Regions from separate parts of the Homo sapiens genome. Here region 1 is linked to region 2. Evidence: read pairs that join two places in POLR2A ChIA-PET (ENCODE). Cell type or tissue: PC-9. All regions are shown on one strand.

Region 1 (8,000 bases), 970 kb after region 2:
AGTCTCCCAAGTAGCTGGGATTACAGGCGCCCACCACCATACCCTGCTAATTTTTGTATTTTTAGTACAGACAGGGTTTCACCATGTTGACCAGGCTGCTCTCAAACTCCTGACCTCAGGTGATCTGCCTGCCTTGGCCTCCCAAAGTGCTGAGATTACAGGCATGAGCCACTGTGCCTGGCCATGTCCAGGTATTTCTATAGCATTTTAGCCATCCTTTGAGTGTGTGTATACATTTATATATTTATTTATTTATTTATTTAGAGACAGAGTCTCACTCTGTTGCCCAGGCTGGAGTGCAGTGGTGCCATCTCGGCTCACTGCAACCTCCACCTTCCAGGTTCAAGCAATTCTCCTGCCCCCACCTCCCAAGTAGCTGGGAGTACAGGGACCCGCCACCATGCCTGGCTAATTTTTGTCTTTTTAGTAGGGACAGGGTTTCACCATGTTGGCCAGGCTGGTCTCGAACTCCTGACCTCAGGTGATTCGCCTGCCTTGGCCTCCCAAAGTGCTGGGATTACAGGTGTGAGCCACTGCACCCTGCCCTGAGTGTGTATTTTGTATTGTGAGTTTTTTCTTCCATGTTGCTATGTAGGCTTGGTGATCATCATTTATAACAGTGTTCAATGTTTCATTGCACTGAGGATTTTCTAAATGGTTCTCTAACTGTTGTTCATTTCTTCTGTGGGAGGGAACATCCAGTCATCTAACAATGCTCAGCTCACTAATTCCTCTGGCCTGGCATTGCTCTTCCTCCTCCTTCCCTCCCGTGAATGCCTCCTGAGGTAGGTGGGATGACCGTCATTTCACAGTGGGAAGGGACCTTGCGGCCAGCCAAACCACTGGTAGGCAAATGTGACTGTACATCAGGGATCATTGATCCCTCAGCCAAGTACAGATTCCTAGGCCCTGTATCATCTGCCCAATCAGATGGGACAGTATGGAAGGTTTAAAATATGTCCACATATTCTTTGACAATCCTCCCTTCAGAAGGCAGTTGCTAATTCCCCTGTCCTTGAATGTGGACCACAGCACTCTCCTGGATCCCTCATCCTAGGAAAAGATGGCGGCCATGTCATAAGGACACTCAAGCAGCCCTGGAAGAGGCCCATGTTGGGTGGAACTGAGCCCTCCTAGCAGCAGTAGGGTGACCAATCGTTCTGGTTTGTCTAGGACAGTTCCAGTTTTCACACTGAAAGTCCCACATCCTAGGGAACCTCTTAGTCCTAGGCAAACAGAAGTGGGTGCCCATCTAACATCTAGCACCAACTGGCCAGCCATGTGAGTGAGCCACCTTGGAGGAGGCTCCTTCTGCCCCAGCGAAGCCTTCAGATGGCTGCCCCTGACCAACCTCTTGATTGCAGCTTCATGAGAGACTCTGTGCCTAACAGCACAGCTGAGTCACCCAAGAACTCCTGACCTACAGAAAATATGTGGGGTAATAAAGGTTGATCATTGTTTTAAGCCACTGCACTTTGGGGTAATTTATTATGCCACAATATATAAGTAATACACTCAGGAATCTGTATTTTGTCACACTGTTGGGTAATTGGGCTTATGAATCAGCATTTGTGAACCACAGATCTGGTCTTATTCCCTAAAGCAGCACTTTCCAATAGAACTTTCTGCAATGATAGAACAGCCGTGCATCTGTGCTGTGCAATTTGATGGTCACTAGGCAAACGTGGCTATTGAGCATTCAAAATGTGGCTGATATGACTGAGGAACTAACTTTTTAATTTGATTTAATTTTAATAAATTAAACTTGACATTTAAATAGCACATGTGTAGGATTCCATTTATGTAACATTCTTGAAATGACAAAAGTAGGGAGATAGAAAACAGATTAGTGGTTACCAAGGGTTAGGGATGGTGGGAAAAGGGCGGTGGGAGTGACTATAAAAGGATAGCCTGTGGGAGGTCTTTGAGATGCTGGGATAGTTCTGTATCACGATTAGGTGGTAGTTACATAAATCTACACATGTGAGAAAATGGCACAGAACTATACACACACATTGTACTAACATCAACTTCCTGGTTTTGATATTGCGCTACAGTAATGTAAAATGTAACCCCTTGGGAAAACTGGGTGACAGGTACGTGAGACCTCTCTCAACTACTTTTTGCAACTTCCTGGAAATCTATAATTATTTCAATAGAAAAAGGAAAAAGGCCGGGCACGGTGGCTCACACCTGTAATCCCAGCACTTTGGGAGGCTGAGGCTGGTGGATCACCTGAGGTCAGGACTTTGAGACCAGCCTGACCAACATGGAGAAACCCTATCTCTACTAAAAACACAAAATTAGCCGGGCGTGGTGGTGCTTGACTGTAATCCCAGCTACTTGGGAGGATGAGGCAGGAGAATCGCTTGAACCTGGGAGGTGGAGGTCCGCGGTGAGCAAGATCGTGCCATTATACTCCAGCCTGGGCAACAAGAGTGAAACTCCATCTCAAAAAAAAAAAGAGAAAAAAATGTTAATATGAAATAAGCATTACATAGCACATATGGCTAGTGCCCATCATGTTGGACAGGGAGGCCCCAGTAATGCATAGAGCCTTCTGCAAAATCTCCTAGTCATTCAGAACTTCCAGTGGCAGAGAGCTCACCTCCTCACAAGGTTCTGTTTGAAAGCTCTAATAATAAGAAAGCTCAGACCAGCAGGTTTCAGTAAGGGTAGAAAAGTTTTCCCCTCAGCATTCTTTCTTTCTTTCTTTCTTTTTTTTTTGAGATGGAGTCTCACTCTGTCGCCCAAGCTGGAAGCTGGAGTCCAGTGGTGACAGCGATCTCAGCTCACCGCAACCTCCATCTCCCAGGTTCAAGTGATTCTCCTGCCTCAGCCTCCTGAGAATCTGGGATTACAGGCCTCTGCCACCACATCTGGCTAATTTTGTATTTTTAGTAGGGGTTTTTTAGGGGTTTTACCATGATGGTCAGGCTGGTCTTGAACTCCTGACCTCAAGTGATCTGCCCACCTTGGCCTCCCAAAGTGCTGGGATTACAGCCGTGAGCCACTGCTCCCAGCCTCTCTGCAGCTTTCTGTTTGTGCTAGAATCATGAATTATGCCTAGATTTGCTGGAACAAGGCCCCTTCCCTAGGGATCCCAAGGGACCCAACAACAGTAATGTTACAGCTACCACTTCCATTACCATCACTTGCCACTCATGAGACAGACTACAGGGACCTCACACTTTTGCCCTCAGGTGGTCCTGGATGACCACCTGGTGTGGGGATCATTAACCTTGGAAGAAGCCATTTGCAGTCCATTCCAGCTGATCAAGAAAGAACTAAATCCAACATAGGATTTTAGACAGTAAGGAACATTGAAGACCTCCTGGTTTTATCCCTACCTTTCATATATGGGAAAATGAAGACTTAGAGTAAGTCTACAGGGATTAAATTTACTTAGTTAAAAAAAAAATGTGTTACCTGTGGTAGACTAAATACTGACCCCCAAAGATATACAGGTCCTAATCCTCAGAATCTGTGAATGCTGCCTTGTATGGCTTAAGGGACTTTGCTGACACAAAATAAGAATTTTGAAATAGGGAAATTATCCCAGGAGGCCCTAAATGCAATCACAAGTCTGTTTATAAGAGGGAGACAGGAGATTCTATACAGAATGCAATGTGACCAGGAAAGTAAGATGCTACTCTGGGCCGGGTACAGTGGCTCACACCTGTAATCCTAGCACTTTGGGAGGCCGAGGCAGGTGGATTGTCTGAGCTCAGGAGTTCAAGACCAGCCTCAAAACCCCATCTCTACTAAAATACAAAAAATTAGGCCAGGCGCAGTGGCTCATGCCATAATCCCAGCACTTTGGGAGGCTGAGGCAGGCGGATCACTTGAGGTCAGGAGTTTCAGACCAGCCTGGCCAACATGGCGAAACCCCATCTCTACTAAAAATACAAAAATTAGCTGGGAATGGTGGCAGGTGCCTGTAATCCCAGCTACTTGGGAGGCTGAGGCAGGAGAATCGCTTGAACCTGGGAGGTGGAGGTTGCATTGAGCCGAGATTACACCACTGCACTCCAGCCTCGGTGACAGAGCGAGACCCCATCTCAAAAAAAAAAAAAAAAAAGAACAAAAAAATTAGCTGGGTGTGGTGTCATGCACCTGTAGTCCCAGCTACTTGGGAGGCACGAGAATTGCCTGAACCCGGGAGGTGGAGGTTGCAGTGAGCCAAGATTGTGCCACTGCACTCCAGCCTGGGCCACAGAGCGAGACTCTGCCTCACAAAAAAAAAAAAAAAAAAAAGCTACTCTGCTGGCTTTGAAGACACAGGAAGAGACTAAGAGCCAAGGAATGCAAGGAGTACAGCTCTAGAAACTGGAAAAGGCAAGGAAACAGATTCTCTCCTAGAGGCTCAGACAAACCCTGACAAACCTTGGTTCTGGTCAAGTTAAACCATTTCAGACTTGTGGCCCAAGAACAGCAAGACAATGAATGTGTGTGGTTTTAAGCCAATAAATGTATGGTAATTTGTTACAGCAGCAATAGGAAACCAATATATTACCTAACAAATCCACATCTGCACTTACCTTTGACCCACCAACCCACTCCTAGGATTTCACTCTGAAGATACACCTCCAACATTACAAAGCATACATGTGCAAGATTATTCTGTGCAAAATTGTTTATAATTGCTGAATACTGGAAATTATCTAAATGTCCATGCATGGAAGAATGGTTGAATGAGCCACGGTATGACCCCACAATGGAGTAGTATGCAGCTATAAATAGAAAGAGGAAACGAATACAAATTGATTCCCAAGAGATATTAACTGGAAAGAGAAAAATACAAAAGAGTATGTATGGTATGCTCCTTTTCATGTAAGAAAGAAGAGGATATAAAGAAATAAAGCCAGGAGCAGTGGATCACACCTGTAATCTCAATGCTTTGGGCAGCCGAGGTAGGAGGATCACTTGAGGCCAGGAGCTCAAGTCCAGCCTGGGCAACAGAGTGAGACTCTTTCTCTACAAAATAAAACAAAATAATGCCAGGTGCAGTGGTACATGCCTGTAGTTCCAGCTACTCAGGAGGCTGGGACAGGAAGATTGCTTGAGCCCAGAAAGTCAAGGCTATGATTGTACCTCTGCACTCCAGCCTGGGGGCAGAGTGAGAGCCCCATCTCAAAAAAGGAGAGGGGAGGGGACGGGAAGGGAGGAGAGGAGAGGAGAGGAGAGGAAACGAGAGAGAGGAGAGGGAAAAAGAGAAAGAAAATATACATGTATATGCTCAAGGAAATCTAGGAAGTAGAAACTAATTTTTTTTTTTTTTTTTTTTTGAGACGGCGTCTGGCTCTGTCACCCAGGCTGGAGTGCAATGGCGTGATGTCGGCTCACTGCAATCTCCACCTCCCGGGTTCAAGCGGTTCTCTTGCCTCAGCCTCCCAAGTAGCTGGGGCTACAGGCGCCCACCAGCATGCCCGGCTAATTTTTATATTTTTAATAGAGACGGGGTTTCACCACGTTGGCCAGGATGGTCTCGATCTCCTAACCTCGTGATCCGCCCGCCTCGGCCTCCCAAAGTGCTGGGATTACAGGCATGAGCCACCGCACCCGGCCACGGAGAAGCTAAATATAAATAAGGTTTCTTGGCCTAGAGCGGCAGGCAGGTGCTTATAGAATAGCAAGAATGAGGAAATGTGAATGGATAGAAGTCATGCTGGGGGAGCTCCACTTTTGTATTTCCGGGTCTTAAAACTATGGCAGTATTTCACGTACCAATAATACTAATTAATTAATTAATTAAAATCAATCAGGAAGTGGGTGAGCCCAAAATGGAAAAAAAAAAAAAAGTAAAAAAAGAGTCGAAATATAGGCCGGGTGCGATGGCTCACGCCTGTAATCCCACCACTTTGGGAGGCCAAGGCGGGCGGATCACGAGGTCAGCAGATCGAGACCATCCTGGCTAACACGGTGAAACCCCGTCTCTACTAAAAATACAAAAAATTAGCCGGGAGTGGTGGCAGGCGCCTGTAGTCCCAGCTACTTGGGAGGCTGAGGCAGGAGAACGGCATGAACCCGGGAGGCGGAGCTTGCAGTGAGCCGAGATCGCACCACCGCACTCCAGCCTGGGCAACAGAGCGAGACTCCGTCTCAAAAAAAAAAGAAAAGAACCGAAATATATTAGAAATAAATAATAGAACCAGCCACGTGAAAAAGGTGGGGAAGAAAAAAGCTAATCTATGTAACTTTGGGAAGCATTATTTGATTATGCATTGGTAAGACTAAAGACAAAAAGATCAAGGCACATGTTCTCAGGATCTCCTGAGGGCTGTGTCACGCGCAAAAAAAAAAAATAAAAAGAACTCTACACATATATGTTAGTATATTTGTTTTTCAGAAGAATATCGGCTAGCAATTTGAAGCTACTTTCTGTGTGGAGCAGATTGTGTCCCCCAAAAGACAAGCCTAAGTCCTCACCCCTAGAGCCTGTGAATGTGACCTTCTTTGGAGACAGGATTTTCACAGATACTATCATTAAGTAAAGGATCTTGAAACGAGGGTGGGCCCCTAGCTCCAGTGACCAGTGTTCTCTGGAGAGAAAGGAGATGCGTGACACAGGCCCTGCCAAGGTGGAGGCAGAGATCCAAGCGACGCGTCCACTAGCCCGGGAAGCCCAGAATGCCACGCGCCGGACGCTAGGAAGAGGCCGGGATAGGGTTTTCTCCCAGAGCCCGCAGCAGGAAACAAACACGCCTTTTCGGGCACTTTGATTTTGTACTGCTAGTCTCGAGGGTTGTGAGAAAATAAAATTTTGTGTTTGACGCCACCCAGCTTGTGGTAACTTGTGCGGCCCTGGGACACTAATGCAAGGTGCATGCTGGGACCGAGCTGGTGAATAAACATGGCGGACAGTGAGAGCCAGGTTTCCACTATGGAGGAAAGGAGCTGCGAGTAAGGAAAGGAGCTGCGAGTAAGGAAAGGAGCAAGGTTAAAATGAACCCTGTGGTGTTGAATTGGAATCTCAGGTATCGGTATACATTCATGATGTTTTCCTCTGACAACTGATCGTAGGGAGAAAAATTCATGGTTTTTATGGTAGATGGAGAGAGGGGGGACATGTAGAAATGGATATAGATGTGCATGTATATGTCTGTCTGAACATACACTTCCTAGCTCTGTCCACCGAGAGGGCCTAGGAGCAACGACACTCCCAACAATGAGGACATCTAATGCCCAGATCTCGGTTTCCAAGCACTGTGCTGCAATAGCAAGGACCAGGCTCTTGGAGAAATGGCTGGTCGCTGGGCTGAGGCAGGAGAAGTACAAGATGAACCTGGCACATCTTGCGGTCCTGGGAATTAAGGATGTGCTAAACAAAGTAATAAGCCAAATCTGGGACAATTTTTGTTGTGTTTTGTTTTTGAGACAAGTTCTCTCTGTTACCCAGGCTGGAGTGCAGTGGTGCCATCATCTCTTACTGCAGCCTCAACCTCACCAGCTCAAGTGATCCTCCCACTTCAGCCTCGCAAGTAGCTGGGACTACACGTGTGCACAACAAAACCCTGCTAATTTTTTAAAATATACGTTTTGTAGAAAAGAGGTCTCATCATTTTGCCCAGACTGGTCTTGAACTCCTGAGCTCAAGCAATCTGCCCACCTTGGTCTCCCAAAGTGCTGCGATTACAGGCTTAAGCCAACACACCAGCGAACATTTGAGCAACAAAATAAATAATAAAGGATGATAACCCACTGAATAAATGTCCATAAGTCCATACTGATGGAAATAAAAATCAATTAGATAAATGGAGAAGGGACAGCTCTTCCTTTCAAATTCCAACTAATAAATGCAGAAGGAATAATGCAAATAGAAAATCATCATTTGCCAGGCCCGGCCTTGTGGCTCACGCCTGTAATCCCAGCACTTTGGGAGGCTGAAGCAGGTGGGTCATGAGGTCAGGAGTTCAAGACCAGCCTGGCCAAGATGGTGAAACCCCGTCTCTACTAAAAACTACAAAAATTAGCCGGGCGCAGTGGCAGGTGCCTGAAAT
Region 2 (8,000 bases):
GAGAGGATTCCTGCCATGGATAGGGATCAGGGATGTAGACTGCAAGATTTGAAAGTTCTTGTTGACTGGAAAGTAGTAGGTATATTTCCTTTAAATATTCTTGTCTTGCTTATTCCGTGTCAAAATCCTCAATAATTCAGCCATTGAAGACTTTTCAGAGCATTTGTTGAGGAGAAGCAAACTGATTGTGGTATATCAGTTTTACTTTTTTTTTTTAGGACTTACTAGATTTATTAGGATTACATAGGAGTATTTACCTAAATGTTAATAGTGGCCCTCTGTGGTGGGGGGAGGGTTGTGGAAGTATATATAATTTTTATTTTTTTCTTCATACTTGTCTGTTTTCTAATTTTCTACAGTAAACTTGTACCAAGAAGCATTGACCTATGTTCTAGTGCTAGCGCTAATATTCAAGTTAATCTTTTTGAGTATTCATATCATTTAAATATTAGGTTTCTTTATGTAAGCCTTTAGTTTTCAAAATCCTTCAATTTGTGCTGTTATACTTTTTTTTTTTTGCGACGGAGTTCGCTCTGTCGCCCAGGCCGGAATGCAGTGGTGCAATCTCGGCTCACTACAATCTCTGCCTCCCCGGTTCAAGTGATTCTTCTGCCTCAGCCCCCTGAGTAGCTGGGATTACAGGCGCGTGCCACCATGCCTGGCTAATTTTTGTATTTTTAGTAGAGACGGGTTTCACCGTGTTGTCCAGGCTGGTCTCAAACTCCTGACCTCAGATGATCTGCCCACCTCGGCCTCTCAAAGTGTTGGGATTACAGGCCTGAGCCAGCGCGCCTGGTGCTGTTTTACATACTGACCCAATTCAGCAAATTGATCATATTCTGTTTTCAGTTGTCGTTTTTTAATGGAAGTAGGACTTTTTTTTAAAATCCCACATCAATAGATAATTTTAAAGGTAGCTGACTAGATTTCAGTTCCAGTAGGTGAAACAGGACTTTTTTTTTTTTTTTTTTTTTGAGACAAGGTCTCGCTCTGTCACTCAGGGTGGAGTGTAGTGGCATGATTTTAGCTCACTGCAACCTTGACTGCAAGAACTGAGTTTTAAATTTTATTTAATTTTAAATAATTTAAATTTAAATAGCCACATGTGGCTAGTGGCTACTTCATTAGACAGCATGTATCTGTAACTGAAGACCTCAGATTTTACATTTTTCATTAAGACTTGGTACGTGCACACACACAACTGAAAAGCTTCATTAAACAACAGTACTTTCACATGCAGTGCATACATGTGTTTTCTTTTCTTTTTTTTTTTTTTTGAGACGGAGTCTTGCCCTGTCACCCAGGCTGGAGTGCAGTGACGTGATCTCTCCTCACTGCAAGCTCCACCTGCTGGGTTCACGCCATTCTCCTGCCTCAGCCTCCCAAGTAGCTGGGACTACAGGCGCCCGCCACCATGCCTGGCTAATTTTTTGTATTTTTAGTAGAGATGGGGTTTCACTGTGTTAGCCAGGATGGTCTCGATTTCTTGATCTCGTGATCCACCCGCCTTGGCCTCCCAAAGTGCTGGGATTACAGGTGTGAGCCACCGCGCCCGGCCGTGTTTTCTAAGTTGCTGTTCATGACTTCTTCCAACCCCTGATTGATTTTAGACCCACACATGGGTTGTGACTTACGGCTTATAAAACATTGTTTTAGCAAGGGAAATAAATGTGTTAGTATTGATAATGTAATTCGGTTTGTGGTTGGTGTTAAGTAGAAATTAAACCAAGTCCAGTTTTAAGAGGTAAAAAGGATTACCACCCCTCCCCACCACCCGACTGAGTCTTGCTCTCTTGCCCAGGCTGGAGTGCAGTGGCGTGATCTTGGCTCACTACAACCTCCACATCCTGGGTTCAAGCGATTCTGGTGCCTCAGCCTCCCGAGTAGCTGGGACTACAGGCGTGTGCCACCACGCCTGGCTAATTTTTTTGTTTTTTGTTTTGTATTTTTAGTAGAGACAGAGTTTCGCCATGTTGGCCAGGCTGATCTTGAACTCCTGACCTCAGGTGATCTGCCTGCCTTGGCCTCCCTAAGTGCTGGGATTACAGACGTGAGCCACCGTGCCCGGTAAACGATTACTTTTTATTTGGGGGCTGGGGTGGGTTGAGAAGGCTTTACAGACAAAATAGGTGGAATTTCTAGAGAATACGTGAAGGTACTAAGCATTTCAGACGTCAAAAGTGACATAAGCAAAGCAGGAAGATTGGGATACTTTATTCAACTTGTGTTGATTGTGTGGATGAAATACAGCTGGAAAATGGGATTGGGTTGGGAGAGGCCTTAGGTTCCATATTAAGGAATATAGGTTTTATTTGTTGGTAGTTGGTTTTGTTTGGAAGGTAATTAGAAGCAAGACAGTTTCAGAGTTACTGACATAGAATAGGAAATTAACCCTTCAGCAGGATTTGCAGGAAAGTTGGGGATTGTAATTATTTTGAGGAGATAAAGGTTTGAAAAAGGGCTGCAGGAAACAATGGAAGATGAGTAACATTGCCTTTTAGTTATGTTGTGATTGGGGTCATGGTGGGATATACCTTAGAAATTTAGATCTGGTGGTATTTAGAAAGATGGAGGTGTGCCAATTATTAGGCTTATGCTAGGCAGCCTTTTTGAGGTGGAGGAAGTGGGTAAGATTGCCTTGGGCAATTTCCTAAAGGGTAATATGGGCTTTGAGAGGAGAGACATTTACGTGGTAGTGAGGATTTTTTTTTATTTATTTGCATCTAGTGTCTAAAACAGAGATTTTATTTGTTTTAGTGATTGGTGGCATAGTTGCAGAAAGGCTGAGCTTGACACCTTTGCTTTTGAGGGGCTACTCCCAGCACTTTCTAGGCCCAAAAGCTTAGGATTTGGAGGAATTCTGATGAGGTCCTAGGGTGTACCATGTTTGTTCTTCCTGTCATTTAATAGAAGTCATGGCTTCCTGTGGCTGCCCTGGGAGATTGGCTTACAGGGGTTCTTAGCCATTGGTTGTGAAGGACCACTGAAGCCCAGGGAGGCCCAGCATTCTGCCAGTTTCCACAGGGCTCTTAAGTTTATGTTTCTACCAAATCAGTAGTTCATCTAATTTAGTCAGATTTGGACCAAGGCAGTATGGTTCCAGAGCTCTTATTTACTCTGTTGACTTGGAAGAATTAGGAGTTCAGGGAGGATGAGAGTCAAAGCTTCAGACATCACCTAGAGTCCTGACTTCATTGCTTTCAGGTTGCATGACCCTGGATAAATTTATTTACTATCTTTTTTTTTTAAGGCAGGGTCTTGCTTGCTCTCTTCCCCAGGCTGGAGTGCAATAGCATGATCACAGCTTACTGCAGCCTCAGGCTCCTGGGTTCAGGTGATCCTCCTGCCTCAGCCACCCCCACCCCGTGACTGCCCCATAGCTGGGATTACAGGTGCTCACCACCATGCCCAGCTAATTTTTTTGTATTTTTTTTTTATAGAGACAGGGTTTCGCCATGCTGCCCAGGCTGGTCTTGAATTCCTGTACTCAAATGATCCACTTGCTTTGGCCTCCCAAAACGTTGGGATTACAGGCTTGAGCCACTGCGCCCAGCCAAATTTACTCTTTTTTTTGTTTTGTTTTTGAGACGGAGTCTCGCTGTTGTTGCCCAGGCTGGAGTGCAGTGGTGCGATCTTGGCTCACTGCAACCTCCGTCTCCCAGGTTCAAGTGATTCTCCTGCCTCAGCCTCCTGAGTAGCTGGGATTATAGGCGCCCGCCACCATGCCCAGCTAATTTTTTTGTATTTTTAGTAGAGACGGGGTTTGATCATGTGGGCGTGGCTGGTCTCGAACTCCAGACCTCAGGTGATCTGCCCGCCTCGGCCCCCCAAAGTGCTGGAATTACAGGCATGAGCCACCACGCTCGGCCAAAATTTACTTATACTTATTAATGCCCTTTTTTGTTTGTTTTGTTTTTGAGATAGGGTCTTGCTCTGTTGCCAGGCTGGAGTGCAGTGGCACAATCTCGGCTCACTGCAACCTCCGACTCCTTGGTTCAAGCAATTCTCCTGCCTCAGCCTCTTGAGTAGGTGGGATTACAGGCACATGCCACCACGCCCAGCTACTTTTTGTATTTTTAGTAGGGACAGGGTTTCACCATGTTGGCCTGGCTAGTCTCGAACTCCTGACCTCAGGTGATCCGCCTGCCTCAGCCCGCCAAAGTGCTGGGATTACAGGCGTGAGCCACTGCACTTTTTAAGCGTAAGCACAGAGTTTTTATTTAACCTTCAAGCAGGTTTCAGTTTCGCCTTTCTAAAAGAAGCAGTAAATGGATTAAATCAGGAGATTGTGTATGAATTGGTGATTTAGAAGAATGTTCAGAAGTGGGGTTAAAGTTCCTTGTCAGAAATTCTGAGTCCTGGCCAGGTGCGGTGGCTCACGCCTATAACGTCAGCATTTTGGGAGTCCAAGGTGGGTGAATCATCTGAGGTCAGGAGTTCGATACCAGCCTGACCAACATGGTGAAACTCCATCTCTACTAAAAATACAAAAATTAGCTGGGCGTGATGGTGCATGCCTGTAATCCCAGCTACTTGGGAGGCTGAGGCATGAAAATCACTTGAACCTGGGAGGCGGAGGTTGCAGTGAGCTGAGATAGGGCCACTGCAGTCCTGCCTAGGCAACAGAGTGAGACTCTTGGAAAAAAAAAAAAATTGAGTGCCTGGAAACTAGTTGTAGAAAAATTACTTTTTTACTTATTTAATAGGGCGAGAGTTGTTTTCAGGGTTTGTAGACTATATTCTTGGTGAAGTTGTGAGCTGTCTTAAAAATGTTAATTGATACATTGATGTGAGGGTACATTATTTTATACTGGGATTTTGAACAGGAGACTTGAAAAGTAATTAGAGGATGGTAGAGACTGTCTAGCCCACCTCTCTAGTATTCTAGACAGGTAGTTATCACATCAGATCTGTGCTCCAGCATGTAAATGACAGGACTCAGTTGTAAGAGGCAACCTGTTCCATGGACAGATTTACTCAATAGAAAGGTCAAAATCATAGATTTGTACCATTAAAATATATGGCATTTTAGCTGATACTCAGATCTTGCCTGCTATGCTTTTGGATTTATTATTGTAGTAAGATTTAATTCTTAAGTGCTTTTTTTGTCTTCTAGGGCTTGCATTTCTTTTGGTCCTAAGAATCGTTCAATTGGAGCAGCAGCTAAAAGCCAGGTAAAGTTTCATTTTTTTCCTAAAATGACTTATTTCTCCTCTTCATCCATGTGTTCAGCAAGTAGTTGAATGCCCATTATGTGCCTAACACTGGTAGGCCTTGGGAATACAACTGGCAGATACAGACCTCTTCTCTGTTCCCATGTACAGTCAGCCCTCAGAATTCCATGGGTTCTGCATCTGTAGATTCAAACAACTGTGGATCAAAAATATTTTTGGGAAAAAATACAACACTGGAACAATAAAAAATACAAATGAAAACAATCCAGTGTAACAACTACTTACATAGCATTTACATTGTATTAGGTGTTATAAGTAATCTAGAGACAACTTCAGGTATACAGGAGGATGTGCATAGGTTATAGGCCAATACTATGTCATTTTGTCTAAGGGACTTGAGCATCTGTGGATTTTGGTCTAATTCAAGGAGTGCCCTGGAATCAGTCCCCTGCAGATACCCAGGAACCACTGCTTCAGTGAGAAGCACCTGGCCTTAAAATAGCATTAGCAGTATAATCTGTTTAATGCAAACTGCCAGGGTGTATTTTGTCCAGATCTTGTTAAGCAAGGCTTGCTTGTTCCTTGATATTTTACATGCTCCTTAAGTCTGTCTTGTTGGGCCTTTCATCTTACTCATATATAAGGTAAGTGTTGATCTTGTTAAACAAGTTTCTCAAGGAAGGAAAGCATACCTCTAGAAATACATTAAAGGACTTGCTTTTAGTTTACTCTGTAAACCAGGAACCTGACGTAGTTGCTGGTTTCTGAATAACCAGAGCAGCAGAACCCCAAGAGTTCTGTTATTCTAAGTGTCTGAGATATCTGTAAAATTAAGGAGTTGCATGTTTGACCTTCTTATGGTTCAGCCTGGAGCAACCCTATAGGGTGAATCTGTTTTTGAATGGGGCAGGGCCTAAAATTTATTAGCCTAAAAAAGTGGTGCTTGGCCAATTGGTTTTTAATTAAGTTGGATGTTTTATAGTTCATTTTCACAGTGTTCGAGATCTTTTAGGAGACAGCAGGTAGAAAATATTGGGCCATTTTGAAATCTCTTCCTTCTAAAATTTGAGCAAATCGCTCCTGTTTTTTAAACCTGCTTTTCATGATTGAGAGACAGTTACTATACTAAACTGGCTGCCCAGTTCTAGGTTGATACAGTTATTGTGTTACAGAGTTTCTGTTTGGCAGCTTGCTCGAGGAAGGCATGATTTGGGTGGCCTCATCTGTTTCATAAAAGGACTTCTGTGTGTTCCCTTTCATCTAGTTGATACAGGAGCTTACTACATCTCCTGCATTGGGAGGAGCAGCCTGTAAATCTTAAGCAGAAGGTCATTCTGGAATTTTTTGAATATTTTTGTCAGCATTTTCCCCTCATAAATTGTGATAGTTTATTCTAGAAGAATTAGAAAACATAGATAAAAAAGTGTAAGTCACCTGTTCAACCATTATCCAAAAATCATATAGACATTTGTCTTACCACCTTCTGAAAACTTTACCTGTTGATATTTCATTGTATGAATAGCCCATAATTTAAGCATTTCCCTGTTATTAACCATTTAGGCTGTTTCTAGGCGTCTGCTACTACAAATAATACTCTCCCAATATCCTTTTGTGTTCATTTTTGTGTACTTAGTATGATTTTTTTTTTCCCCTTTATGAGAAATTTGTTTCACTGGAATTTTTTTTCTTTTCTTTTTTCTTTTTTTTTTTTTTTTTGAGAGTGCAGTTTTTGAGAGTGCAGTGGCCCTGTCAGCGCAACCTCCACCTCCCAGGTTCAAATGATTCTCATGCCTCAGCCTCCTGAGTAGCTGGGGTTACAGGTGCGCACCACCATGCCTGGCTAATTTTTTGTATTTTTAGTAGAGACAGCGTTTCACCATGTTGGTCAGGCTGGTCTCGAGCTCCTGACCTCAAATGAGGCCCTGGCTTCTTTCAAAGTGCTGGGATTACAGGCGTGAGCCATGACACCCGGCCTTAACTAGAATTTCTAAATCAATTTATGTATTGCTGAGTTGGTTCCTGGAAACTTTCAACCATAAACTATGGGCAATTTTTAAAGGCTAAAAGTTATTTTATGTAAATGTTTATTAGAAGTTTAAGAACAGAAAATACTTATGCAAGTATAATGACCTGACTTCATGGGATATAGGAAGAGCAGGGCTCTATTTTTAGCCCTGCCACTCTGAGACCCATGCAAATCCCTCCTCCCTCACTTCGCATGCTAGTGGGCACCATTTAGAAAAGTTTAGGGTCTGAAGAAACCAAAACCAAGAAGGAGACTCTATATAAAGTTAAAATGTTGCTAATTTAATCTGAGGCTGTTGAAATAAAAAAAAAATTAGTAGTAGTCTTTCCACTCTTTGATATTCTTTCTCTTAGGTAATTTCTAATGCAAAGAACACAGTCCAAGGATTTAAAAGATTCCATGGCCGAGCATTCTCTGATCCATTTGTGGAGGCAGAAAAATCTAACCTTGCATATGATATTGTGCAGTTGCCTACAGGATTAACAGGTATAAAGGTAAGGTTGTCAGGTTAATGCCTTTTAATTAAAATGCATTATTATATTTTATCAGTTCAATATCTATCTGTACTTTTCTGATGTCAGATTGCAATGAAAATGCTTACAGTTGCTTAGGGAAAGCTTTTTTCTAGTAAAGACTATTTGACAATTTTTGAATGATCTGGATGTTGGTTGGGAGCCATGAGTGGTGCTCTTAATATGGGTTGGAGACCTGGGTAGTGATGGTTTGAAGTTAATACTGCCATTGCTGCTTGTTTTGCTCACTGATGCAGTGGGCTTTTTAGCATGATTTTAGGGAATGAC

Evidence for each region. Peaks named below come from ENCODE experiments on the same cell type or tissue, not always from the same donor. Only the 100,000 strongest peaks of a DNase experiment are listed, where the experiment ranks them.
Region 1: POLR2A ChIA-PET joins it to region 2 with 11 read pairs; 2 of 35 experiments call an interaction of 5 or more read pairs at or near these places.

What each region holds. Positions count from the first base shown.
Region 1 is chr5:134,027,888-134,035,887 of GRCh38, forward strand. It overlaps a transcript of VDAC1 not described here. Among named protein-coding and RNA genes, the nearest start is that of VDAC1, 27 kb to the left of the region's middle. RefSeq lists an enhancer at 2,774-2,873. In PC-9, no CTCF peak of the experiment used is centred here; DNase peaks (open chromatin) are centred at 1,464, 2,044 and 4,314; H3K27ac peaks cover 4,993 bases.
Region 2 is chr5:133,059,864-133,067,863 of GRCh38, forward strand. HSPA4 (heat shock protein family A (Hsp70) member 4) reads left to right here. Exons shown (of 19, transcript NM_002154.4): 2 at 5,117-5,174; 3 at 7,554-7,694. Among named protein-coding and RNA genes, the nearest start is that of HSPA4, 12 kb to the left of the region's middle. In PC-9, no CTCF peak of the experiment used is centred here; DNase peaks (open chromatin) are centred at 4,358 and 5,828; H3K27ac peaks cover 3,028 bases.